Regions from separate parts of the Homo sapiens genome. Here region 2 is linked to region 1. A link is a loop called in an ENCODE intact Hi-C map of the cell type or tissue named here. Cell type or tissue: PC-3. All regions are shown on one strand.

Region 1 (4,000 bases):
CTCCAATGTCCTATGTGTTTCATCAATAATCACAATAATCTTCATAACATTGCATGGTTTGGCATGATGTTTTTCTTATTAAAATAAAAATAAAGCTGAAGCCATCATTCTCAGCAAACTAACACAAGAACAGCAAACCAAACACCACGTTCTCACTCAGAAGTGGAAGTTGAACAATGAGAACACATGGACAGAGAGAGACGAACAACACACACCAGGGCCTGTCGGGGGTAGGGGGTGAGAGGAGGGAGAGCATTAGGACAAATGGCTAATACATGTGGGGCTTAAAACCTAGATGACGGGTTGATAGGTGCAGGAAACCACCATGGCACACGTATATCTATGTAACAAATCTACACATTCTGCACTTGTACGCCAGAACTTAAAGTAAAATAAAAAATAAAATAGAAAATAGCTAATATTTATTGAGCTCTTACTAAATGCTAGTCCCCATTCTAAGAGCTTTATGTGAACTATCCTAGTGAACCCTCATTATTGCCCCAAGAGATAAGGACTCTTATCATCATCATTTTACAGATAAGCAAACTGAGGAGGAGAGGGGTTAAGTAATTTGCCCATGGTCAGACTCACAGTAAGTAGAGAAACAGGGTTTCAAACCACTCCTAAGCTATGACCTTGGCCACTCTGTTATGTACTACTTGCCTCAAGAAACGTGAAAATAAACTTAACTAAAAAGTCTAATTAGGAAATAAATTCTCATTAGGCATTCAACATTCAAGTATCTATCAAGTGCTAATACCAAATGTTAATATGGAAGGACAATATTAATTTTTTTTTTAAGATGGAGTCTCACTCCGTCACCAGGCTGGAGTGCAGTGGCGCAATCTCGACTCACTGCAACCTCCGCCTCCCAGGTTCAAGTGATTCTCGAGCCTCAGCCTCCCCAGTAGCTGGGACTATAGGCACGCACCACCACGCCCAGGTAATTTTTGTATTTTTAATAGATACGGGGTTTCACCATGTTGGCCAGGATAGTCTCGATCTCTTGACCTCGTGATCCACCTGCCTCGGCCTCCGAAAGTGCTGGGATTACAGACGTGAACCACCGCACCCGGCCGACAATATTAATTTTTTATCTACATTGATCTATGATTTTTCAGATAAATATCTTGAGACTAAATTTCAAAAACCTGTAACTTTTAGTAATTTTTATTTTCTTCTGGGCCTTTATTGGACTTTGATTTCTTTTTTGGATTGGGAAGCATTTTTAAGTCATTCTTATCAAACTCAATTATGTAAGATTATCACACACTAGTGATTTTTTTCATTACATCCAAAGTAAAGACAGTGAAAAAAAGCAAGGCAACTACATCTTTTTCCATATTTTATTTAACTATATTTGTCAAGATACTTGCAAAGCCTTTGGAGGTCTAGGAACATCTCAGTGTCAGCAACATTTCCATTCTTGCACTTCAAGCTCTACTGATTCATCAGGGGCCTCCAAGTAGCAAGTTCTTCTTTGTTTGTGGATTCAAAAGATCAGTTAACAATATAACTCATTCATGACATTTCAGTTAACAACTTTCAAAAAGAAGCTTTTTAAATTAGAACGAATGTCCTAAAAAAGAATAGAAATAGGCTCTGCTAGAAGTAGAACCCTCAAGTTCTCCTCCACAGAATCACACCTGAAAGTTTCCAATGATTCCACCAGAGAATTTCCTCCGGTTTTAATTAATATTGTAGGGTGGAGATACTATATGCTGGAGACTTTTATATCTGTGTTTGATGTTACAACAAATACAGTTTGAAAAACATTTTTTTAAACACATGAATTGATGGAGCTTCCCCTTCCCGGTCTGGTGTATAAGGAAGGAGCTTGGAAGTCTTTACTCCATCCTAAAACAGGTAAAAAGCTGATCAAACTGAATGTCAACAAACTGCTTAGATCTGTCAGAGAAGTAAGGTTACAGGGTAAACTGCTGCCCCTAAAATTGGAGCAACTAACAGACAGATACAGAGAATTACAACTTACCAGAACAGAAACCCACAGCAGAAATCTCAGGAAGTAGTGCTATGGTAGGTAAACCTGAACTGAATTCCATAAATTGCTAGAGGCTCAGTGAGGACAAGTCCAAGAGTTTAAATTCCAGGGGACCCAGTTATGAGGGGCTTCCATAATTTGTGAGTTTTACCTCCAAGAGATCAGCCAGGTTCTCATAATGAGTATCAGAGAAAAATTCCCTCACGCCTCCACCAGGGGGAGGAGAAAAGGAACCATTTTTAAATATAAAAATATACCAGAGTATTCTGTTCTTGACAAGGCCTGCCCTCAGAAGAAGCTATTTTATGAGAGTCTAAACTGCTGGAGTCTTATCCCAGCCCAACTTACCTGGGAGAAGAGAAATAACCAACTCCAGCTCCCTCCAGCTTTCCTAACTCACCCTATGAGGCTAGCTTAACACTAGTACCAAAACCAAAGACATTACAAAAAAAAGAAAATTATAACCGTGAATACAGATATAAACACTCTCAATAAAATATTAGTAAATCAAATCCAACAATGTATACAAAGAAATATACACCGTAACTGACTGGTATTTTTCCCAGGTATTCAAGGCTGATACAACATTCAAAACCAATTAATATAATCCAACATATCAACAGGCTAAGGAAGAAAAATTACATTTTCACAATAATAGATACAGAAAAACATTTGACAAAATCTACACTCATTTATGATAAAAAAAAAACTCTCAAAAAAAAAAACTAGAATGGAGGAAGACTTCCTTAACTTGATTTTTTAAATCTATGAAAAACCTACTGCTAACATCATACTTAATGGTGAAAACCTTGAAGCTTTTCCACTAAGATCAGGAAAAATACAATAATGTTCCCTCTCACCACTCCTTTTCAACACCATACTAGAAGTCTTAGCCAATGTAATAAAACAAGAAAAGGAAATATATGATACACAGATTGGAAAGAAAGAAATAAAATTGTCTTTGTTAGCAGGTGACAAGGTTGTCATGTAGGAAAATTGGAAAGAATCAACAGAAAAACCCTTTTGGAACTAATAAGCAATTATAACAAGGTTGTATAATACAAGGTTAATATATGAAAGTAAATTACTTTCCTAAATATCAATAATGAACAAGGAGTATTGAAATTAAAAACACATTACCATTTATACTCGCACCTCAAAAATGAAATACCTAGATATAATCTAACAAAGCATGTACAAGATCCACATGAGAAAAACTACAGAACTATGATTAACGACATCAAAGAAGAACAAAATAAATGGAGAGACAGTCCATGTTCATGAATAGGAAGATGCACTATTGGTAACATGGATAGGAAGATGCAGAAGACGCACTATTGCAACTTAATCTATAGATCCAATGCAATATCAATCAAAATCTCTACAAGTTATTTTGTGGATATTGACAAACTGATTCTAAACTTTATATGGAGATACAAAAGACCCAGAATAGCCAATTTAATATTGAAGAACAAACTCAGAGGACTAATATTACCCCCAATTTCAAGGCTTATCATAAAGACACAGTAATCAAGATAATGTAATATTGATTAAAGAATAAATTAATCAATGGAACAGAATAGAGAACAAACATATAAACCCACATAAATAGAGTCAACTGATCTTTGACAAGGGAGCAAAGGCAATACAATGAAGCAAACACAGTCTTTTCAACAAATGATGTTAGAGCAACTGGACATACACATGCAAAAAAAAAAAAATGAATCTAAACATAGACCTTACACCCTTCACAAAAATTAGCTCAAAATGAGTCATAGACCTAAATGTAAAGTGTAAAACTATAGAACTCATGGAAGATAACACAGGAGAAAGCCTACATGACCTTAGGTATGGTGATGACTTTTTAGATACGGCTCCAATGGTAAAATTCATTTTAAAAAATTGATAAATTAAACTTTATTGAAACTAAAAACTTCTGCTCCGCAAAAGACAATGTCAAGAAAATGGAAAGATAAGTCACAGACTGAAGAAAATATT
Region 2 (4,000 bases), 61 kb after region 1:
CAGCAACTGCCATACCAAATATCTTTTCTGCCATTCCTGAATCTCAGACAGAGACTTCTCTCTCTAGAAATAAAGACAGTCTAGGGGAAAAAACAGTGGTGGAGAGATAAAATCTTTAAAATGTTGCATTAGGAGTTCTTCTCTTTTCCTCCCTTTACTTTGTGTGAGGACAGTGACTGCCGCAGCTAGCCGCTCCCTCAGCCACCCTGAATGTATAGTTGCCTCCAGTGCCCCAGGGCCAGAAGAGATTTCTTTACGGGAGATGCAATCAGCTCTAACCAATCAGTAAGAAGGGTTAATCAGCTGATCGATTGGTCCCTGAGCAGCTGGGACCTGGCTCCTCTCTGACTGGCTCTAGCCTGGCCTTGGGGTAAGAGGTTGGGAACTTTTAATTATCCACAGCAGCCACTGCTCTGATTGAATGGTCAATGGGTTTACTACTGAGGCGGCGCTGCTTGAATAATAATAGAAAACAATGTGGATGCCGGCAAGTGCAAACAGAGGGCCAGAAAAGGCACTTGGATATGTAGAATGCACGTTAAGATGAGTTAATTGCCTGGCAGAAACCAAATTTCAAAGGTCTTGAAAGGTGTTTTATGGAAGCAGAGTAGATGCTTGGGGAGGCATCAGCGAGATCACATTTTTTTCTTTTGTGACTCTTGGGTCTGTGACCATTGCTGGCTACACAATGTTGCCCCAGGACAAAGGATAACTTGCTTACCCCAGTGGTTAAAGAAATGATCACTGGAGGAAATCTGTATTTTGACATTTGCAGGCACTGTCAGGGTTTAATTATTTTTCTTTGTAAACTTCCTTGAAAAATAATCATTCCCTAGTTCCACTATGTAAGATGTGCTCATGGGGTGGGGAGGTTGGGTGGCATAATTAAATCATGCCAAGAAATATAGCGTTAACACCCAAAGGTTTTTAAAAGCTTTGTTCGACTGTGTGTTGTGGAGATCTTTCTACTTCACCCTCCCTAAGCAGAATAAATCATCAATCCAATAACTCACTACAATATGCTGATCTTTCCTTTCCCGGGTTAAACAGCTCACTCGTAGTGGTTCCTTCTTCCCTTGAACATAAAAACCAACAAGTGCCTCCAAATAAAAATGGTATTTGTGTTCAAGTCCTCTGAGAGTGTCACAGTGGAGGCAAATGCCCCAAAAGGGCAAACAGCTCCATGCCCTGGCAGTGGGGTTAGCAAAAGATGTAAGCAATTTCACAGAACTGCTGAAAAGGATGTTTGAGTTCAATTTTTTTAAAAAAAAGAAAGAATAGTCCATTTGGCACAGAGACTCACGTTTGGAGGGGTGGTGGGAAAAGGCAACTAGACCCCTCTGGAAGGTATCCCCTGGAATCCTGGTCAAGATCTTCAAATTATCAGAGATCAGAAATCATCCTATTTCAGCAGATTCCACGTTAAAAATGTGCCTTTCTCCAGTGATCTCACATAAACACTAGAGCTCATCAGGCTCCGCTGGAGTCATTACTATTTATATTACCATACCCTGGCTGTGTGCAGTCAATTCATAATTGTCCAGTTTTTCTAATTAATCACAAAAGATTTTTGTTTTGCCTGCAGCTAGTTCTGGGGTGACTCACGACGGCAAGCCAAAGCTCATACATCAAACACAGGCCCTCTCTCACTCCAGCCTTCTGCTGGGAAGGCTGCTCTGCGCCTCTCGACCAAAGAGGCACGCACTGGGCATGTGCGGCCCCGGGCGCAGGAGAAGCCGGAGATCCGTCCTCTACTGTGTGACTTGTTATTTTTATCTGATGCTTGCATTCTCGGGCCAAGTCAGACCCAAAGAGCACGGCCAGGTTTCTAAATTCAGAGCCCTGTTGCTCTGGTTCCTGTTCCTCCCTCTTTTCTGTGTTCCTCCTCGTTGTCTTTCATCAAATTAAGACTATAGTGCTTCCAAGAGAGAGATTAGGACATCATTTTTCATATTCTTCAGTCCTTTCAATGGTGACCTTTTATGGAGGCAACAACAAAGAATGTCACCAGAAGAAGGAGGGAAGAAAGCACAGCTTCTGCATTTTATTCTACCAAATCCACATCAAGGCAGGGCAGGAGGAAATATCTTTTTTTTTTTTTTTTTTGACTGAGTTTTGCTCTTGTTGCCCAGGCTGAAGTGCAATGGCGCAATCGCAGCTCACCGCAACCTCTGCCTCCCGGGTTCAAGGGATTCTCCTGCCTCAGCCTCCCGAGTAGCTAGGATTACAGGCATACGCCACCATGCCCAGCTAATTTTTTGTGTGTTTTTAGTGGAGACGGGGTTTCTCCAATTTGGTCAGGCTGGTCTCGAACTCTCGACCTCAGGTGATCCCCCCACCTTCGCCTCCCAAAGTGCTGGGATTACAGGCGTGAGCCACCCACCTGGCCGGACATATCTATTTAATGTGCAGTTTATCTTACTGAAAGGTATTTCGGCAGGTGACCCGTTGGAAATGTGTCTGGTGCAAATAACCTCTAGGATTGCTAGGAAGGGGCCCAGGGCCACCACTGGCCTGAGTCAAAGCAGCTGGGTTTGCCTAATAGAAATGATCAGAGGGTCAACTGGAAGGAGGCAGGCAGAGGCCGCCTGTGTAACCTGCATTGCATGTGAAGAATTTCAAGGTGAGATCAATCTATTTGGAAGATCTTGTTTGATCACATTCGGTCTGCGTAGGCGTTGGCACAGGGTCAGCACAGTGACAGGAAAAAGCATGGCGCTTGCTCTATGAAATCTTCAGGACTCAAGCAGATGCTTTGGAACTGTCAGATGACTCCTAGTTGCTGATTTTATATATTGATTAATTTTGCAAGCCTCATATACTTAATACTATTCTTGATATGTCCTGATAGCAGATATAGTCCATGTAGCACCGGATATAAACTTTTCCTTGTGTAAGACACTGTTTACAAGTCCACAATGCTCCCACCTGCCGATCTCCCCAAACCCCACTTGTCCTTTAGGTTTAACTAGATATCACCTCTGCTGAGAACTCAGTCTCCCCTGACCACTCACCCCCCATCCCCAGACACCTGTTCCTGACACCTGTGAGATGCGTCTTTTCTGCACTCCCGTCAAAGCCTATGCTGCCTGTGTCATAGCACACGTCACAGGCTGTTGAAATTACTTTTGTGCCTGCCTGCTTCCCTCGCATGGCCATGTGCCCTGTGAGAGGAGGGATCGTGGTGCTCATCCTAAGCTCGGCCCGTGACTCCATGTGTGCCTCCAGGAGAGAAATACCTCTGAGAAGAGATTTATCATTGGATGGGAAGGTCATAGTGAGTGTGAAGGAGAACGATGATGAAACTTAACTTTTTAGATTTATTTCCCAAGTTATTTACCCTTCTAGTGTTACCTTCACCTGTCCACCCCCTCACTGGTGCCCTATTCTGTTAACTCCAGAGAATTCAGTCTCCCTCGCCAGCCCCTGCATTCTTTAGTTCATTTTGAATCATAACAACAATAAAATTGAAGAACGCTCTTATTGTCTCCTGATTAGGGAGAGCCAAGCATACCTGGAGTTGTGTTTTGGCTCTTGGCTCTCTCCCTTTCTGCAACCTATTTGCATATATGAGGAGTGGGGGCGGAGAGGGGGGGACATCAAAGGGACAAGCTGCTTGTTTGATCTAATTAGTCTATTTTTCATTCTTTCCAAAAACACTGGGGAAGGGGAATTCCAGATAGTCCTGGGATCTCTGTGAGGTAAATTAGTTTTTAGGCAGGGAGGCCTGGATTTTCTTTAACACGATAGCTGCACCATGAACAAAAAAACTGAGATCACCAGCCCTTTGGACTTCATATAAATTCATACATTTTTATTGAGCACTTGCTGTGTTTTGGCACACATTGGGTGCTCCGGGCACCTACTCTTATTTATAAGCAAACATCAAGCTTGCTAGTCTTCTGGGGCGACAAAACCTCCGCAAGCTATTACAAGCCTAGAAAGGTAAATAACTTGGTGTGGTGGAAGGATATTCACGCACCATGGAAACTTGCAATGG

Evidence for each region. Peaks named below come from ENCODE experiments on the same cell type or tissue, not always from the same donor. Only the 100,000 strongest peaks of a DNase experiment are listed, where the experiment ranks them.
Region 2: it touches region 1 in a loop (2.4-fold over the local background); 1 of 110 quality-filtered maps calls a loop at or near these places.

The regions. Positions count from the first base shown.
Region 1 is chr6:10,254,098-10,258,097 of GRCh38, forward strand. No RefSeq gene overlaps it. Among named protein-coding and RNA genes, the nearest start is that of TFAP2A-AS2, 150 kb to the right of the region's middle. In PC-3, a CTCF peak has its summit at 2,214 (motif pointing right); no DNase peak of the experiment used is centred here.
Region 2 is chr6:10,314,861-10,318,860 of GRCh38, forward strand. No RefSeq gene overlaps it. Among named protein-coding and RNA genes, the nearest start is that of TFAP2A-AS2, 88 kb to the right of the region's middle. RefSeq lists an enhancer at 102-823. In PC-3, no CTCF peak of the experiment used is centred here; a DNase peak (open chromatin) is centred at 1,671.